2 separate regions of the Homo sapiens genome follow, and region 1 is linked to region 2. Evidence: read pairs that join two places in POLR2A ChIA-PET (ENCODE). Cell type or tissue: GM12878. All regions are shown on one strand. Links, peaks and the distances in the headings refer to the core of each region. The heading gives the core; the rest is flanking DNA. Region 1 has its middle 8.9 kb from the start of LINC01686. Region 2 overlaps RGS8 (regulator of G protein signaling 8).

Evidence for each region. Peaks named below come from ENCODE experiments on the same cell type or tissue, not always from the same donor. Only the 100,000 strongest peaks of a DNase experiment are listed, where the experiment ranks them.
Region 1: POLR2A ChIA-PET joins it to region 2 with 11 read pairs; 6 of 35 experiments call an interaction of 5 or more read pairs at or near these places.

What each region holds. Positions count from the first base shown.
Region 1 is chr1:182,618,891-182,629,169 of GRCh38, reverse strand. No RefSeq gene overlaps it. Among named protein-coding and RNA genes, the nearest start is that of LINC01686, 8.9 kb to the right of the region's middle. RefSeq lists an enhancer at 6,293-6,352. In GM12878, for the core only: no CTCF peak of the experiment used is centred there; a DNase peak (open chromatin) is centred at 5,797; H3K4me3 peaks cover 709 bases; H3K27ac peaks cover 3,078 bases.
Region 2 is chr1:182,672,539-182,682,817 of GRCh38, reverse strand. It overlaps RGS8 (regulator of G protein signaling 8), which reads left to right. Exons shown (of 8, transcript NM_001102450.3): 2 at 9,886-9,999. Among named protein-coding and RNA genes, the nearest start is that of RGS8, 6.9 kb to the left of the region's middle. In GM12878, for the core only: a CTCF peak has its summit at 7,036; a DNase peak (open chromatin) is centred at 5,287; H3K4me3 peaks cover 350 bases.

The sequences.
Region 1 (10,279 bases), core at 809-8,808, 53 kb after region 2:
CCACGTTTGGGTTGATTTATTTCAATTAAAAGTTTCTATTGAGTGTTCACAATGTACACAGGCACTGTATATAGCTAAAGATATAAAGGAGAATAATATATACATGATTCCTATCTTCAAGGAATTTACAGTTCAGTGGAGAGATTTTTAAAAGGGTGGAAATCCTTTTGTTAAAGAAAATTTTAGTTAAAACTCCAATACCTAAAATGAAAAGGGAGCTGCTTTGATTAAGGTGGAGGTAGAAGAAAGGAGAGGCAGAGAAGGTAGGAGAGGAGGAGGGAGGCCAGGGTGCTGTTGGCTGGACCTCACCATTGCCCCCAGAGGCCTTTCAAGGGTTTCTCAGAGGCCAGTTCAAGCAGCCACAATTTCCATAAGACTTCTAGAAGAAAACAGGAGAATATTGTAATGGCTTGAGGAGCGGCAAAAATTTCTTAGGACATAAAAAGCTCTAAGCATAAAAGGAAAAAAAACTGATAAATTGGTTGGGTGCAGTGGCTCACACCTGTAATCCCAGCACTTTGGGAGGCTGAGGCAGGTAGATCACCTGAGGTCAGGAGTTCAAGACTAGCCTGGCCAACATGGTGAAACCCCATCTCTATTAAAAATACAAAAACTAGCCGGGTGTGGTGGTGAGCTCTTGTAATCCCAGCTACTTGGGAGGCTGAGGCAGGAGAATTGCTTAAACCCGGGAGGCGGAGATTGCAGTGAGCCAAGATCACGCCACTGTACTCCAACCTGGGTGACAGAGCGAACTCCATCAAAAGCAAAAACAAACAAACAAACAAAAACTGATAAATTATACTACCTCAAAAATGAAAATTTCCACTTATCATGTAATACTGTTAAAATAAATAGGGAAGCCAGATTGGGAGAAGATATTTGCAATATATGTATCTGACAATAGACGTGTGTCAAGAATATGTAAAGAATTCCTACAACTCAATAGAAAACAAACAAAATACAATTTTCAAATTAATCAAAAGACTTAAACACACACTTCACAAAATAATATACATGAATGCCAATAAACCAAATCAAAACCTGGTGAACACCATCACTTGTTAGGAGAATGCAAATCAGATAATTTGCCAAAAGTTTGCTTTGTAAACAGTGGTGCCAGAATTGGAAACAGCCTGTGCCCTTCTCTGTTCCATGGATCTCCAAGTACATTTTCCTATTTTAGTTATACAATGTTTTTCATATCCCTTCTCTGCCTCCAAATTATTTTTATCTACAGTACTAAAGCCATGAGGAGACAGCTAGATTTCCATAGATGTCAATGGTTATGTAATTCTTCACTTACGGCCCTGGAGGCCTCTTTTCTAAGTTCACAAATGACATATTAATATTTCTCTTTGCTAGGGAGTAATCTCCCAGTGAGCTGCAGTTACTGCCCTCTGTAAATATGAAACACACATTACTATTAGTGTATTACCATAATGGTTCTCTCCTGCCCATAAACAGCCGCACATGTGAAATATAAATGGCAACCAAAAAGAGTGCTAAGGGGCCCCTGCTCAGAGCTGTAAGAGGGTCTTCCAGGGACTAGGGACCATTAGGAAAAATAATGCCAAAAACCACAGTGAAGTTCTACTATGTATCCACTAGAATATGTAAAATGAAAATCCAGCTAACAAAAGGGGGTTGGTAAGGCTGTAGCATGACTGCAATTCTTATATAGTGCTGGTGTAAATGTAAAATGGTACAAAGCACTTTATAAGGCAGCTTGATAGTTTCTTATAAATCTAAATATATACCTTCCGTATGGCCCAGCTACTCCACTCACAGGTCTAAAAACATATGTCCACAAAAAGACATATCTGCAAATGTTCATCACAGCTTTATTCACAATAGGCAAAAACTTGAAACAACACAAGCAAGCAAGACAATGAATAAGAAATTGTGGAATTCTACTCAGCAATGGAAAAAGACGCACTACTGATAAATGCACCAACTCAGATGAATCTCAATAACATGCAGCGTGCAAGAAGCCAGATGCAGAAAGACTGCATTCTGTATCAAAGTCTAGAACAGGCAAACTAATCTATGTTTTAAAAACATCAGGAAAGTAGATGCCTGGTTGGGGACAGGGTGGCAGTGGGAAATCGGAAGAGGGTACAAGGGAACTATCTGGGATGATGGGAATGTTCCATGTATCAATATTGAGGTAGGTTACATGAATGAATGCATTTGTCAGAACTTCCTGAATTAAAACTGTTAAGATCCCAGCATTTTGCTTTCTGTAAATTACATCTCAATATGAAATGTTAGGCAATGACATTCTGGAAAATAAAACTGTAGATGGTAAAAAGATCACTGATTGCCAGAGGCTTTGGAGGGTGGAATAGACAGAGCACAGAGGATTTTTAGGGCAGAGAGATGACTCTGTGTGATACTGTGATGTGGATGCATGTCATTATACATTGTCCAAACTTGTAGAACACAGGGCACCAAGAGTGAACTCTAACGTAAACTATGGACTCTGGGTGATAAGGATGTGCCAATGCAGCTTTCTCTGTTGTAACAAATGTACCCCTCTGCTGGGGGATACTGATAGTGAGGGAGGCTGTGCATGTATAGAGGCTAGGAATCTATGGGAATCTCTGTACCTTCTCCTCAATTTTGCTGTGAACCTAAAACTGCTCTAAAAAATAAAGCCTAACTTTAAAACATATTAGGCAAATAAATCACTAGATTCCTATTTCAAGAAGGCAGAGTTGAGTCCTTTCTGTACCCTTCTTTCTTAAAAACAATGGGCAAACAATTAGAATAAGAAACAGCAAAATAAACTTTAGCTTGTGAAACTAGAATAACATCTGTAACCCACATGAAGACAGACAGCAGAGGGAGGAATGACAAATGACTCACCAGAGAGGATGGAAGCCAAACCTGATCCCAGAGGGTGAGCAGGGAAGGGTGGGGTGGGGGTTAACTGACAAGGGGCAAGTTCTTCGCCTCAAGAGTCCCTGAAAGGCTCAGGTACTAGAGGAATCAGCAGGAAGGTGGGCAAGAGGGATGCTGATGGAAGCAGGACTGTTTCAGAGCCTGCTGAGAAGGGTTCACTTTACCCTTCCCTCCACTTCCCTAAGATACCATCTGTATAAACCCACAGATTCCTTCTCCTTTTCCTTTTCTGTAAACCTGAACCCTTCTAAAGGCTTTAGGTCTGGGAAATCCAAAGCCAGGAAGATCTGCAGGCTACTTTTGTTTTTCTACTCTGTACAATACTTGCCTGACAAAATAAGGTGCAGAGTCAGCTATTTGCTTGAATGAAGGGAAATAGGAAATTTTAGGTAGAAAACACACACAGACACAGACAGACACACACATACATTAATATTGCCAAATATCATCTAGCTACTTATACAGAAATATTTTATGGCTTGTTTATTATCCATTTTTTAGTATTATACCTTATGCAGTATTTCCACCTTAAATAAATCTGGGGGGTAGAGCAGACACAATTATTCCCTACCATAGTGCAGATAAGGGGAATTGAGGCACACAAAGGTTATATGACTTGTCTAAGGTCAAACAACATGTTGCTGTCTAACCAGAACAACAGTCCTGGACTCTGGGCTCCAAGATCAGTATTTCAGCATTCAATGATGAGTGCTTATTGCTCTTCAAAAATATGGGCAGACAGACAAAAAAGAAGAGAGAGAATATACTATATGATTCCATTTATATACAACTCTAAAAAATGCAAACTAATCCATAGTGACAGAAAGCAGATCAGTGGTTGCCTGGGGCTAGGAGGGTGGGGAGGAGGGGAGCAGGGATTACACAGAGGCATGAGAGACTTTCGGGATAGTGGATGCGCCCACTCTTTTGATTGTGATGATTTCACTAGGTGTTTGCCTATGTCAAAACTTGTCAAGTTGTCCACTTCAACCATGTTAACTGTATGTTGATTATCCCTCACTAAAGCTATTTTAAAAAATATGGGCATAAATGACTCACTTGCTGGGCCTCCCTGCAATAATCATTTCCACCTTTTTAACATTTACAGAACATCCAAATACATGCTAGACATATAGAGGGGATATATGCAGAGGGGTACAATATCCCCCTGCCTTCATGGGGAAAATGCTTAAAAGAGAGGGTTTCAAACAGGGAAGTAAAGAGAACAAACATTTACCGAACATCAAACATATTATCTTTTTCAATCTTCACTAAACTCTACATGACGGATATTATCATCATATCCATTTTCCTGGTAAGGAAATTCTCAAGCCAGTAATAGCTGGGGTTTGAGGGAGCCAGTAACTAACACCTCTGCTTTTCACTCACTTCCTGAGTTCAGAACCCTTTGACACAGGAGTCAGATACCTGATGATGAAAACGTCAGCTTTATTACAGAAAAAGCTGGTTTTGAGGGCTTGGCTAAGAGCCACATGCTGCCAAATGGGTGTGCTAACAGATTCTCCTGAATTGAACTTAATTCTCAAACTGCAGACTTCCTCTCAGGCTCCACTAAACTTACCATAGAGTAGGAATTGTGGGTCTCCTGGGGACAGGCCACTCCTGAAGAGAAGTGAGTATGTCTGGTTCCTTTTTCTAAACTCACCAAGCAATGAGTTGCTACTTCTATGGGTAGGGCTTACTAGATTTAGGGGGAAAGTTGGGGAGAGAAGTCACAATTATAACTTTAGGGCAACCCCTTCTCATGAAAACATAGGAATCAAAAAGAAGTGTTGCCCTGAAAGGTTAAGTGGGATTCAGACCCAGATTCATGTTCTAAAGCAGTTATTACATCCATGGTTTTCATTCTAAAAATTTTGTGCAAACTAATTTATGTGCACCGAGTCCTAAATTAAATGGACTACAGGACATTGGATTTGAAGGAACACAGTGGTGAACTTTTTGCTAATGGGTGACTTTTTATATTCTTTCATTCATTTAAATAGTTTTTGTGCACCTATCCTGCAATAGGCCCTGAGCCCATCACTAGGCAGGCCAGGATAAATGTCCTGGCCTCTCCCTGTCCTCAGGGAGCTGGAGGACTCATCAGCCATCTCCAAGTTTCAGCTCTGGCCTCAGCTTTCTTTTTCAGCATATCTTCTGTTGACTGATTCCTTTTGTGCCTGCTATAACCAACAAACAGGATTTCTCCTTGAGGCCTCAACACATAACACCCCACTCCCTTTCTCATCCCTTGACTTTACTTATACTGTTTCCTATACCTGGAATCCAATTCAGTTAAGCAAACATTTTTGAGCATCTGCTGTGTTAGAGCTGTGAGAGGTAGAGCTACAAAAAGGAATAATATCTAGCTACAGTATCCTGTAAAGCTTGGCCTTTAAATGTTTAAATCCTATCCATCCTTCAAGGTCCACTTCCTCCATGAAGTCTTCTTAGGTTCCTCAATCAGCTGTAATCACTGGTATTTGCCTCAATTGTAGCTTTGAATGATGCTTTCACCTGCTGACCGAGGACTCCTCAGCCACCTGTACCTAAGGGAGCACAATGGGAATACCCCATAGTTCCATGACTCACCTCTATAGCCGCGTCCCTGAAAAATCGAGTCTTTCATTCCCATGCCTAAAATGTTGCTGCCCAGCATACAATGGGCAGGAAAGGACACAATCAATGGATGGCAAAGACCACCACTTACTTGGCCTCTCCCTATACCTTGCTTGGCTACCTCCCCCCGAGTTCACCTTTGCCTCAGTGGCAAAGGAAGACCCTCCTGTTGCCATGGCTACTGGTCCTCTCCCCATACCACTCTCCTGACCTCCCACCACATCCCCTGCACTTCAAGCTTGAATGCGCCTCAGCTGCAGATGCTCTCACCTCCCCCTCCAGTCCAGGACCTCAGCCTTTCCGGTCCTTCCTTTCATTCCTTCCCACAGTCCTAACCCTTCGCTAGGAAGCCAGAGCTGCTCTGTCCTGGGCCCAGAGCCAGGTTATATTTTGATGCAACCCTAGGGACTCTTTGGGGTTTTTTTCCAGGTTTAGACTTATCGAACATCTTGCCAGACCAGGGAATATAGTCAGATTTCTTTTTCTGCTGCCTATACAGGAAGGAGAAGTGGGGGAGTCCCCTTCTATTATTAGAGAAATTTTGGTTTGCAACAGAAATTCAACTCAAACCAGCATGAATAAAAGGGAGTTTTGGTGAGAATACTGGAACACCCCATGGAATCTGTGAGCAGAAACAGTGAGCAGAACCCTAAGGAATGCAGAAGCCCTGACTTTCCTCCTCTTTTCAGTTTCTCTCTGCGTACTACCTTTCTCTTTTCTTGCTGACTGTTCTCTGTTTACCAGTTCACATGGCAAAAAATGGTCAATAGTTCCCACATTTACATCATCAGTCTTAACACAAAGATATGGCCAGGTGTGGTGGCTCACGCCTGTAATCCCAGCACTTTGGGAGGCCGAGGCGGGCGGATCACGAGGTCAGGAGTTCGAGACCAGCCTGGTCAACATGATGAAACCCCGTCTCTACTAAAAATACAAAAAAATTAGCCGGGCATGGTGGCGGACGCCTGTAGTCCCAGCTACTTGGGAGGCTGAGGCAGGAGAATCGCTTGAACCCAGGAGGTGGAGGTTGCAGTGAGCCGAGATCGCACCATTGCACTCCAGCCTGGGGGACAAGAGCCAGACTCTGTCTCAAAAAAAAAAAAAAAAAAAAAAAAAAAAAAAAAAAAAGACACTGAGAGGGAAACCAATCTATCCTTCATCCTGGGGTCCAAAATTCCCAGGTAAGAGACGGATTGGCCCAGGTTAATTTGAATGTGCTCAATCTGGTCAAGGAGGCAAGATCACATTATCAGAGCACAGCATTTCTGCTGCAACCACATGGACACAAGAAGGGAAGGGAAACTTTCTACAGAGGGGTACTGGGGCCAAAATCCAAAAGGTGTCTCCCAGACCCTCTCATGGAGCAAATTTTAACAGCCACCTCTCTAGGAAACTGGTCCCCCTCATTCTACATCTAGCCACCTAGGCGATATTGCTGATAATATGCTATTTACAGTTGTATCTTTTGCACCACTCCCCACCCCTCCTTAATCTCCTGGAGGACAGGGGCATGCTTAGGGTTGTTTGTGCCCTCCAGTGCTTATCCAGTGCCTGCACTCAGCAGGTTCATCTCATGTCTGCTGAGAGAACATGATGTTTACATGTACCAAGAATTGTTCTGGGCCCTTGACACATTAACACATAATCCTTGAAATAACCCTATGAGGTAGGAACATGTGAGGAGGGCGAGGAGGGTATGTAACTTGTCCAAAATCACAGTTAGTCAGTGTCATAGCCAGGATTCAAACCCAGGTGGTCTGGCACTCTGCTCTTAGTTCCTGGCCAGTAGACTTCACCACCTCTCCATCTGTGTTTGGTGAGTTTCTAGCTTAATCCTCAGGTTTTCTCAAGAGAGCCAAATCTGTAGATGCACACAGGCAGCGGTGTTTCTGGATAAGAAGGGAAAGTAGGAGTCAGGAGGTACTTGGCTCTTCCAAGATGGAACTGGCTACTCTCTCTTTCATGCCCATACCTTATCTGTGCACAGGTAGCACCTGGAACTTTTTCCTTCACCGATTTGTTTATGTGTCTGTTTTACATACATGACCAGTAGTGTTTGTTTTTAAAATTTATTTAATATAGTCTTATTTTAAATAAAAGTATTGCTGGGCAACTGGTTTTAAGTTGTATATGTAGAAGAAAATAATAAAATTAACTATCTCTTATTCATCTCCCCTCTGCTCCACCTCCCTTTCTCCAGTGAAAACCATTTTCAATGTTAAGGTATTCATCTGGTACTTCCCCTATATTTCTAACTCACAGAGTATGTGGCTGTCTCTTGAGTCATTAATTTCAGACATTAGTTATAGACTTCCTATTATGGTAATGAAGATATTAAAATCATGTACATTTTCCTCTTTTCTGCTAGCTCCCTAGTCCCCCAATTTCTGGTTAACAAAGCTTTTGTTATTGTGATTGTATAAATATTGTTTGCTATTAAGCCAAGTAATATATCTTATTTACCTGTACATTCTTGCATATTGTTTTTCTTTTTTCCTGGAGTTAGTAATTGCCTCTAATTTTTATTTGTTTAGTTTTCTATCAGCACCTGACTAAGCCCTCCCATGTGCTCCCACAGCTCTGTGAAACATGGCTCAATAACATTTCCACATTGTCAAGTCTATCAGATTTTTTTTTTTTTTTTTTTTTTTTTTTTTTGCCTCTGAGACATCTTTCCTGGAGCTCTTTGATGTCTTATTCAGGGTTGGCTGCTCTCATGGCCCACTGTTGTCCTACCCTTCCTTCCTTTGCCTACTTCCTGAGAACTCCTTCTACTTTCCTCTTATCTCTCGAGTTCTGTCTTCCACTCCATCCTTTCCTGTTTTATGGACTTACATATTTTCTAGTGTAGCTTTCTGAGGGTACATGGGAGATAATGTTTTTGAGACTTTTCTGACTGAAAATCTTCATTCTCTGCTCACTCTTGAGGTGGGTGACATAGAATTCCAGGTTGAAAATAATTTTCACCAGGCGTGGTGGCATTCACCTGTAATCCCAGCTACTCAGGAGGCTGAGGCAGGAGAACCACTTGAACCTGAGAGGCAAGGGTTGCAGTGAGCTGAGATCGTGCCACTGCACTCCAGCTTGGGTGACAGATCAAGACTCCATCTCAAAAAAAATTTATTATATTATTTAAAATATAATTATTATTATTTTCACTTAGAACCTTGGAAGTGTTCAATGTTATTATTGAGAAGACTGATGTTATTTCAATTCCTGTGTATTGTTTGTGGTCTGTTCCCCAATCCCCCTCAATCCCCCGGTCTCTAGGTTCTTAGGACCACCTTTGTATCCTAGGGTTCTGAATTTATAATGATGTCTGGGTTTTTGTATTCAATATGAGCTGAGCGCGTGGTAGCCCGGTCAGTGTGGAGACTGACACTTTGGGGATGGTTTGCTTATAGGATTTCTTTGATAATTTCCTCCCCACTGTTTTTTCTGGCATTCGTATTAGTTATAAATGAAACGTCTTGGCTTTATCCTTTAATTTTCTTTCTTTCTTTTTTTTTTTTTTTTTTGAGATGGAGTTTCACTCGTTACCCAGGCTGGAGTGCAATGGCGTGATCTCGGCTCACCGCAACCTCCACCTCCCAGGTTCAAGAGATACTCCTGCCTCAGCCTCCCGAGTAGCTGGGATTAGAGGCATGCGCCACTGTGCCTGGCTAATTTTATATTTTTTAGTAGAAATGGGGTTTCTCCATGTTGGTCAGGCTGGTCTCGAACTCCCGACCTCAAGTGATCCACCCACCTCGGCCTCCCAAAGTGCTGGGATTACAGGCGTGAGCCACCGTGCCCAGCTTTATCCTTTAATTTTCTAATTTATTATTTCCAATGTCCCTTTTTTTCTGACTTTCTGAAAGATTTCCTCAACATTGTTTTTGAACACTTCTGTTGATTTTTTTGGTATCACATTTTTAATTCCCAAGAGGTTATAATTTTTCTCTGTTTCTTAGAAAACAAAATTCTGTTCTTGTTTTATAGTTGCAATATTTTCTCTTATTTCCCTGAAGCTATGAATGATGGGTTTTGGTTTGTTTTAATTTGTTTCCTTTCTATTCTGTTTCCTGAATTGTTTCTGTTTCTCTTGGGTTCCCTTTTATTGTTTACTTTAGTCTCTTTCTTTCAAGTTGAGGGCTTTGCTCTAAGGTCTGGTGATCCTTGATTGTTCACTCATATTTAAAACCAAGGCAATAAGAGTGTGACTGAGAGCTCTGTGTGTATGAACAGGACTTTTACAGCAACTCACTGTTTTTTTCCATAGGGAAGCCCAAATGTCAGCATCTGGTCTCTTCTCTGGAGTGGTTTGATCTCTCCACTGGAAAGAGATTCTCCTGGGGCTGGGACATGAAGGAATAAATAGCTTCTGGATTATTAAAGCAGAAGTGGCCTGGGTCTGTTTTCCAGGGCATCCCTGCGGACTCAGCGAGAAGCTAGAGAGGATTGGCTGAGAGGGCAAGGGGTCCATAGACAGCACTGCAAGAGGTTCACACAGACCAAGAGAAATAACCGAGCAGCAGAGAGTCATCAGACTCAAGCAACATGTAGACAGGGATTGGCTATCTCAGCAGAAACCTGAGTGGACACAAGACCAAACACCAGAGGATCACTCACACCCACTATTTGGTACCTTGGCATTGTATAAAGCCTCATAATCTTGGTATCACTCATGGAGAGGTACCTTGGGAAGGTCTGATTTCTTATTTGTTTGTTTTGTTGCCTAACAGTCTGCACAAGGAAAACTCTGAGAAATCAA
Region 2 (10,279 bases), core at 1,480-9,479:
ATCTTTCTGTTAAGAAAAACCCTCCAAGTGTGGATCTCAGCCATGGGTCAGCAGCAGCATGAGCTGAATAGGCAGAGTTGGGGTGGAAAAAGTACTGGAGGTCCTGGGTTCAAGTCTTCTTAGGGCCATTAATTGAATTACCCTGGGCCCTCCACTCAGGGCCACTGAGCAGCTTCATCTGTAAAATGAGTGATAACAAGTGTCTGGCTCACTTTCAAAGGAGCTTGTGAGGATCAGCTGAAAGGAATGATAGCTCCCAGTGGTCAAGATGTGCTGAACAACTTTGCCAGGTACTTGCCCACATGATGCTGTTTAATTCTCCCAACTTCCTAGAACAAATTGAGGCTCAAGGGGGGTAAAAAAAACTCGAGGAAGTTCAGCCAGAGAAGTGAAAGCACCTGTCCTTGTATCATCATCCCCATTTACTCTCTAACAGACCCTTCAGAACCTTTAAGCCCACCACTCTTGCCAGGAGCAAGGGTGCAGAAATATGCCTGTTCTTCCAACTTAGCAGGTGCTAAGCCTCAAATGTCCTTTTTGTTCTCCATCTTCCTTTCTCAATCCCAGCTCCAACTTGTGACTTGTGATTATAAGTAACAAAACTCACATTTGTATAGCACAACCCAGCTTGTGACTGCGCTATACAAATGTAAGTTTTGTTAATATAATGACTTTATGACTTAGAACAATTTTCCTGTCTATTCTATTCCAGGCTCTCTGTTTTATGCTTTCTGGTTTCTTCTTTGTCCAAACACCTACATTTCTAGAGATGTCAGAAATGCTTTCTTGCTTCCCCTCTGTGCCTGGGGGGTATTTTTCACGTCCAAGAAATATCAGCATCATCATCAGAACCTTTGCCAGTGTTCTCTGCATGGAATTGGTCAGTGTTCTCTGTATGGAATTTCCCAAAGGCTTTTGAATTCAGCAGTAAAAGGTTCTAGAAGGAAGAGGGTCTCAGAAAAGCTGAGTGGCTTAAGGTTGATTCCTCCCAGGGCCTTGTCTCTCAAGGAAAAGTGTCAGGGGGAATTTGCTCAGCATCTCCGTGCATCGGAGTGCACCCACACAGCCCTCGTCCCTCCTCCCGCCTCCAGCTCAGACATTAACGTGCACCAGCACATGCCCGCAAGCAAGGCGTCTCACTGAGTGCTCTCAGTTCCCAGTTCTGTGTGAATTTCGGAGCAAATACCAGTGGGAGAACTGTCCCCAGAGTCCCAGACTCCACTCCACTATTCCCTGCTGCTGTTGCTGTGGCCGAACCCCACTCCTGGGTCTGATGGCTGTGGATTCTCCTTGCTGCGTGATTCTAGGTGTCTGGCTAGAATGGAGCTAGGAGTGAGGACATGAAAGCCATTGCCTGAAGTCATTAAAAATGGAGGATTAGAAAGAGCTTATTTTATATTCAGAGAAGGGGGAGAGTGCTGAAGCTGCTCTCTGCCCACAGCTGTAGACTCTGATGGCAAATGGTAAAGCTTTTGTTACTATCTGAGAAGGGGAAGAGATTGATAACCAGCACCCTGGCACTGAGCGATAGGAGGGAAAGCCACATTTCAGTTGTGACAGGGTTTCATGCTTGCCTCTCAGCTCCATGGCTTTGAAAACTACATCCCTCTGCTTCTCCACCTTTGGCCCTCCTGTCCCATCCATGCAGCCTCCACACCTCTCCCCACTGGGTGTGGGGCTTCTGCCTTCTCGGACTCTGATGTTCTCCCTGTGACTCAATGTTTTCATAAGCCTAAGTGATTTACAGCCCATGTTTACTTATATATTTCACTGAATTCTTGCAGTAACACAGGAAGTGGGCATTGCCTTAGTAATTCTGATTTCAGAGATGAGAAGGCAAGGTCCTAAGCCAAGGAGAGCCTGCCATAAAGGGGCAGAGTTGGAGCTTGAACCCTTGTTGCTGACCCTGGAGCCTGTGCCACTCTGTGACTCCACACTGTCTCTGTTGGCCAGCATCCTACACCAAACACAGTTTCCTCACCTACCTGCTGGGGGGCTCGTGTCAGCTCAACATACATTAACTGAGCCTTTTCCTGTTGCCGGGGACCGTGCTACATTTTGGAGGTGTAGAGATGAAAAATACGTTTTTTACCTAGGCAATGTACATAGGGAATGTAATGTACCCATGCCTGGGACCTTGCTTGGCACATAGGAGACACTTAAATGTTAGTCAGATGAATGAATGAATGAATGAACCCATGCTTTCTGCCCTTGATGAACTTAGGATCTGGTTAGGAGAAGAGAGTTGCAGGTACCTAGCTATGCCAGGTGCTGACATAGAGAAGTGTGCCTGGAAGCCATAGGAGCACAGAGGGCATTTCCTGAACTTGGGTGTTCAGGTGAGGCTTTTGGAGAAGTCGTCCTGAAGTGCAGCTTGAGGATGAGCAGGACTCACTCAGATCAAGGACATTCTGGGCAGAGGAAATGAAATAAAGGAGGCCCAAAGCCATGGAACCCTGTGATATGTGCTCATGATTATGGAAAGTGTAGAGTTATTGGGGCCTGAAGGACAAGCCAGGGAAGTGGTAGGTGACTCTCAAGGTAGCCAGACCTTGGGGTGTTTGTGTATCAGGATCCTTCTTAAGCTGGAACTTTATCCCTAGAGTAGGAGGGCTTAAAGGTTTTGAGGAGAAGGAAATGCAGTCATGTTTGTGACTAACCAGGTGATTATGGCTGCAGATTGGAGCTGAATTTAAGAAAATAGGCTGTCTCATGGGGACCAGAGACTGTGAGGACGTGAACCAGGACCGTAAGGACATGAGCCAGAGCAGTGGTAGCGAGGATGGAGGGGAGGAGACAGATTTGAAAACTATGAAAGATTTAATCAGTATGATTTGGTAATTGGTTGTCGACAGGAGATGAGAGAAAGGGAGTTGCCTGTAATTACTTTCCTATTTCTGGCTTGAGTTACTCAGTAGATGGTGGTGCCAGAAACTGAGATCAGCAATTCCAGAGGAAGCCAAGGTTTATATGTGTGTGTAGGGGGTGCGGGTGGAGTGGGAGGTGGGCGTGGTGAGGGCGGCGGATAAAATGGGCCAAGAAAAGATGGGAATATGATGTGTCCATTATTTAGATATATTTGCAGTTGTTAGGCCTGTAGGATATCTGAGGGGTATGTTCAGCAACCCAAGGACTATCGGAGTCTACATGATTGGGAGCTATTGGTGTCTACATGATGGGAGAGGGGCTAGAGTTGGACAAAAATATTTAGAAATGGTCAATATACCCAATGTAGTTAGGACTATGGGCAAGGATGAGATTGCCCAAGTAGCATGCAAGGTGAGAGAGGCAGGAAGCTAAGATTAGAGAGGAAGGAAAATACCAGTGTTTATGGGGTGGACAGAGGAGGAGGAGCCAGCAAAGGAGACCAAGGGGAAGGGCAGCCAGGGGAGTGTAATGTTGGGAAGTCAAAAGAGAGAGATCCAAGAAATGAATGGTCACCATGGCAAAGGCAGCAAAGAGGTTCATAAAGACAAGTACTGGAACATTTCCACTTGAACCTCACAGTATGGAGGCTGTGTTTCGGGGGAATGGTGGGAATGGAAGCCAAATGGCAAAGGGGTTAGGAGGGGATAGGAAGTGAGGAAGCAGAGGAGACTCTTTCAAGCAGTTTTGCTGATAAAAGGAGAAACACCCAAGGGTGTTTCCCAAGGGGAATTTTTTTAAATAAAAGAGATGAACATTGTTTTTGTTAAGTGCAGAATAACATGTGAGAAAGAGAAAATAAAGATAGAGTTCATAAAGGAGGGTCCATGGGAAAGAATAGGTGGAAGGCCACAGGAGGAAGAATTCACCTTAAATAGACACATCTGAGGGCAGCTGGAAGGAGGTCAGGGTGTGTGTAATATGGATAGATTAGTAGGAGTTGTTAGTAAGTGAAAAGAGGTCCAGGTATTTCATACCTGAGGCCTTGATGATCTTGATGGGACAGGAGATCAGGTTGTGAGGGTGTGAAGAGTTGTGTATGTTGCATAAGCTCTCTCTCTCCACTCTACCTTCCTGCCCTTCAGCTGCCCTCACAGAAACTAGTTGGCCACTGGAAAGGTCATTTGTAAAACCTGAGTTCAGTGTTTAAGGCTGTGATCATAGTAGGAACAGAGAAGGGCTGTGGAGGTGAGCAAACAGGCCATCATTTCTCTCCTTGTCCAGTGTTAACATATGGCCCTGAATTCTGCCTGTATAGATGGGCAGCTCAGCAGTGGGAACAAAGGATGTGGCTGGATTCCATCCAGGAACTCTGAGTTGGAGTCCTGGCTATGCCTCTAAGAAATGTGACATTGGACAAAGTCTTCAAAGTTTAGTTTCTGTAGGTGATGTCTAGGAGTTATACCCACTCTAAACCTCTGTGAATTTTAGCACCTGCTCCCTAGGCATAAAATAATAGACTTTTCTTAAAATGGATTTATTCAAGGGGAGAAAAACTTACAATGGAAAATGTACAGAAAATCAAGTTCCATTCAAATAGTCTCCTCCTTCTGTATTTCAGTTTTCTTGTACTTTGTTGGCTTATTTTACTGAAGCCACACATTGTAGGCACAATTTCAAATATACACAAGTCAAGAGAACAGAACAATGAGTCCCTACGTACCTACCACCCAGCTTCCCACCCAAGATGATGTTGAAGCTGTTCATGATAGCATATCATTTCAACTATAAATATTTCAGAGTATACCTCTAAAAGATAAGGTCTCTTAAAAAAGCCTCAATATCAAAATTGCACTAAAAAATAACGATAATGTCTTAATACTATTAAATATCTAATCAGTGTTTAGATTTTCTCAATTGCACTGTATTATTTTTAAAATTTTACATTTGAATCAGGATTCAACACAAAGTCCATGTATTACATTTGGCTGAGGTGTTTCTTCAGCTTTATTTTTAACCCTGATGGCCATTGTCTGCGAGGCAGCACTGTGTAATCCTCTAACATCTCCTGATTTTGTTTCATTTCCTTTGCTGTTGCTATACCATTTCATTTGAGGAGACCTAAGGAAGAATCGCAGGCTTAGACACCAAAGCCTCCAAAATTTAACTTTGAAATTTCTTTCTAGACACACTTAGAAGGGGGAGTATAAAGTAGTGAATAAAGAAAAGAGGCTGGCAAGAGGAAAACCCTGCAGTGAGCAGTGAGGAGACAAATGAATGCTCAAGAGGAACAAAAGGAAATGAGAAAGGTAACAGAGACTTACGTAACCCCCAGCCACTGAGCAGCTGGAGAATCATTACAGATGTGCTATCTTATACATTTTTGTCTCACCTCGCTGAGCAGGTGGTAAAAAAGTGAAACTTTAAATAATGGCATTCTATTTATATAGCACCTTTCCCCAAACAGCTTATTAAATAGCTGAACAGACATCTAAGTAATCCTCTATGTAAAATGAGGAAGTAGTAGGAAATTTAATTACCATTTTACAGATGATAAAATATAGTTGAAAAGACTACGAATAATGATAAAAGTGGCTCACACAGAACAGCTATTTGCCGTTTGTCAAGAATTGTGATGAAGACTGCATTACATTATCTAATTCAATCCTTATAACGAGACTATGACATTGCTATTGTTATTATCTTCATTTTATCCATGATGAAAATGATACTCAGACAGGGCGAGTAGCTTGCCCACAGTTCTGGATCTGCCCTTAATCTGGAAAATTACGGAGTTGGGGTTGAAGCTCAGGGCTGTCAAATCCACCACACTTTCTTTTCCAGTCAGTCTAATCTCCACTAAATTAGGAAACTTTTTTTTTGTTTTTTTCATCTCCTTGCTCACTGGCAAAATTCCATTTAAAGGGAAGCCAAGATCATCTTCAAATATAATAATAGGGTGTGATGTACTGGAATTTACAGGGCATTTCCCCCATAGACTTTCTCATTTCTTTGCATATAATCGCCCTGAGAAATAGACCGGGCAGGTGTGTTAATTTGTGTTTTACAGATGAGGAAATTGAAGTTGAAATGTCTTGGTGATGTTCGTTGGTGGTCACAGAGCTAGTAGAAGTAGTTAGTGTCATGGAGCTAGTTAATTGCAGAGTTAGTACCAAAGGCCCTTTCTTCTGATTCCAAATCCTGTGCTTCTTGGTTTTCTTTGAAAACCTCATGGGCACACAGCTTCAGCTGCTGACTTTTCTCCATGTCCCCTCTGATGTTCCTTATGAGGAGTTGAGCAGCGTTATTACAAATTAAATATGTGGATGCTTGAACTGATGAACAGGAAATGAGGCTGCTAATGCTCAGAGGAATGAGATAGAGGTGCATTTTTTAAAGTAGAATTTTGGGCCAAGTGACCTCCTTCTGTCCTGCCCTTCCATGTGTCCTTCCGGTTTCCATGGAAACCCTAAATCAATGCAGCATATGTTGATTCATGTTTCTACTGTTACTAGGAAGCTACGAAGTGGAAATTGCTTTTAAAAGATTTACGGAAGAGCTTTAGCATGCTGACCAGAATTCAAATCTAATATCCAAATGACTGTTTTATTAAAAGCTTTAAATGTGGTATTATCCTAGGTGGTATGTTGATTACATAAACACACAGGGGCATTTGGCAATAAACCTCCTCCACTCTCGTGGCTTTTTAAAATATTATATTGCAAATTTAAACTCCCTTTATCTTCAATTTAATTACATTCTCATGGCCTGTGTGACAATGCCAGGTGCTCCTTTTGCTCTTGATGAATTCCACACTGCCCTGACCAGGCTATTGGGTTAGTTTGCAAATGCCTTATGTACCTGTGCAGCTGACCCTGAGTGTCATTAGCATTCTGTTGACTTCAGTCTTGACCAGAAGGCTGCAGAAGTCTAACATGTTTCTACCATAAAGAATCCTCGGCGATTTTTCAGATTTTTTTTTCACGAACTCAAAATCAAATTTAGCCGACATTTACTCAACACCTGCTCTCTGTGAGTTAATGAGAATTAATAGTAAGGAGAGTAAGTAAAAGAGTCTGTCTTTTTGGAGCACACAGTCAGTTGAGAGGCTCAGAAAATATAAATCTTAAGAATAAACTATGCCTGTGATGTGGGCTGTCAGAGGGCCTTACAGCAAGGTGGTGCTATTGGGATGGAGGGGGTTCCTTCTGATTGGGAGAATTCTGAAAAAGGTTTGGAAAGGAGAATTTTTAGCTTGAGGTAATGGGTTTAGGGAAGAAGCTGAGAGTTAATAGGCAGATCAAGGGTGGGGACATTCCGGGCAGAAGGGACAGCAGAGGAATCATGCATGTGTGTGGGATAGAAAACCTGGATAGGCAAACGGGACAAACTCATTGTCAGGCAGGACAAGGAGGTGCAATGGAGCCCATCAAAGATGATTGCACAGATGATCCACTTTATGGTATCTGTTCAGTGGTACTCTGGTGGTAGTGTAGTGTGCAAGAAGGTTTGTGGGTGGGCAGAGAAAGAAATGAGGGCAGGGAGATCAGTTATTTAAGAGAGGGCAGGAGGTTGTGCAGGTGCTGGGGGTTGAATAACCTCTCATATGGCAGCATCAATGGATGGGAGGAAATGAAGTTGAGAAATACTTCAAAAATATGACAAGATTTAAAAACCAATTTAGGAAGGGAATGGAGAAAAAGAAGCCAGAAATGTCTGTACTTGTTGGGGTTAGGGTTAGGCTTAGGGTCCCTTGTGGGACTTGGGCAGAGTAATGTCACAAGTAAGCACAGGGAGCCCAGCAGGAATGGAGGATGGGGGAGAGTGATTGTTTAGAGACAGTATAGCATGCAGGGTCTGTTTAGAGAAGAGTATAGTGTGCAGGGTCTGAGATGTGAGGAACTGTCCAGCAAACCTCTGGAAAAGCGGCCTAGAGCTGAAGAGGCAAGATTGAAGCACTGATTCTGGAGAGGAGTGGTGGGTGCCTGGAGAGGGCAGGGCTTCCCAAGAGGAGTGAGTATAGACTGGGAAGTTCAGAGGCGGGCAGGACAGCCCAGAGGCAGGAGCAGGGCTTGCAATCACTGTGTTCCTGTAAGAAACGTGAGTTGTGGCCAGTTGAGATGTCCTGTGCCAACTGCAGCTAGCAAGTCAGGAGCAGTAGCTGGAAAAGAACCCAGAGCTCTACATTCCTGGGCCAGAGCTCTAAGCCTGGGGAATGTAGAGTCCAAGGTGATGAATTCCTTTCTCACGAGCACTTAACTCTGCTTGCCTTTTCTGTTTATTTGTTTCAGGAAAGAAGACGATGCTAGAATGCTTTACTTTAGGTTCAGCTTAATTCTCCTCCCTGAAATTATGCCCTGGCCTCTTTGGAAGATTATGCTGGTGTCCTCTTGTAAGCGGGGCCTGCACTACGTCTGTACTTCTCAAACTATGGTCCTCTGTGATTACTTTTTGGCATTTAGGAGTGTTTTGATTAGAAAAAAAAAGCTTGGACTAGTTTTAATGTTCCGTTTCCTTGTGTTATTCATGTCCACACACTTTTGTCCCTCTGCTCTTTATATTCCTGTTCTTTCTTTTACATTTTTCTTGTTTACTATAGCTCTTTTTAAACATTGGACTTATTGACTTCTTGTGACTATATTATTTTCCCAAAGGCTAATTGAAGATTCTGATGCCTGGTTAATATTGATTAGCTTCCACTTGCGACTCAGGCCCATTTGCAGCCCTGCTCTCTTTCCTTGGGGCCTTTACCCCGTGGACACTGGCCGGGGCAGCGTGAGATTTGGAGGAGGCCTTTGTTCCGCTGTTTTAGTGCTGGTAGAAAGTGTCCTATGATGGCACTACCTTTGTGTTAAAGCAAGGAGTAGAGCAGAGGCTGGAAGCATCAGGTTTGGTGCTAGATACCAGCTCTGCCACTTTTAAATGACGCGTCTCTGTTTCTCCATCTGTAAAAGGGAGATGATAAAGGTGTTGGCTTTGTAAATTTGTTCTGAAAATTAAATAGATAACTCAAATACGATGTTTGGCATAGTGTCTGGCACATACTAACTGCTCATTAAACATTAGCTATGTGGATTCACCTTATTCTATAAACATATCTTGAATTAGGGGAGTGCTTATCAATGGGCTTTTATTCACCAGTTTATCTGTGTACAAGTTTCTTATGGTGCCGTGTACCAAGAAAATGTCCAGAAATGAAGGGTTCTCTTTCTGCTTAAGTTCTAAACCCCAATTAGCAACAGGGTTCAAGAAAGGGGTAATAAGAAATGAGAAACTTTTCTTTTGCATCTTATTTTATAACACAAAGTTCCCTTTCTTTAATAGAGGGGCACTGTGGACGATATCAGAAAGAGACAATGAGTCACTGTGGAGGCAGCATCAGAATTTTTATTTCATCTTATCAACAGACAATGAGTAGTTGTGGCAGAATCATTTCACCGAGAGAATTCAGGTTATGCACCAATAGATCTGCCCAGAAAGACTGGGTCCTGGTATGATATAGTAGAAAGAGCTCTGCTGTTAGAGTCATAAGACTCAAATTCTGGTCCTTGTGCCTCCTCTGGCATGTTGGGTTGCTTTGATAAAGGTACATCACCTTTTCTGGCCTCAGTTTTTTCATCTGTAACATGGGAATAATAATACCCTCTCTGACTGTGGCATAGGATTGTTGAGTGACAATACATGAAAATGCTTTATACATTTAAAAAGGTTTAAAAAATCGAATTCATTTCCATTATTATAAAGCCATCACTTTCTGTCGAGATTTCTCCTGCCTTCTGGGTTTCAGAAACGGTTTGCAGCAAAGGCTATGTGTCTTTGGAGCTAGTTCCTGAGTGGGAGTGTAGACTCAACCTTAGGGACCTAGAGCATAACGAGAAGACAAGCTTTCTCCCAGGGCAGCGGTTTGCAAACTTTAGCATGCATCACAGTCACCTGGAAGGCTGATTACTGTCCCCAGAGTTTCTGATTCTGTAGGTCTAGGGGTGGGGCCTGAACATTTGCATTTCTGATACTTCTCAGGTGATGCTGACACTGCTGGTTCAGGGACCACGCTTGGAGAACCACTACACTAGGGCAAGCAGGAAGAGAGTCCTCCTTCTGGAACTGAAGCAGGCAGTGTGAAGACCCATGTGGGTAAGGAGGTTTGAAAGAAGAAAGAAATGGAAAAGACAGAAAAATAGGGATCATGTGCAGATCGGGCAGAACAAAAGGAAAAGTCTCACTCCATAACAAATGCAAGTAGGGGGAAGTTGCTAGGTGATGGATGAGGGAGAGAGGTGAGTTTCTACTGTAGGAAAAACCAGGTGAGAGGCAGGAGCACAGAGTTGGAAATATGCATGTTTGGGAAGGCAGAGGAGGTGGAAATTTCTCATTAAGAAGTGGGGAGTGGTGTGGTTGGCACTGGTTAGGGTGG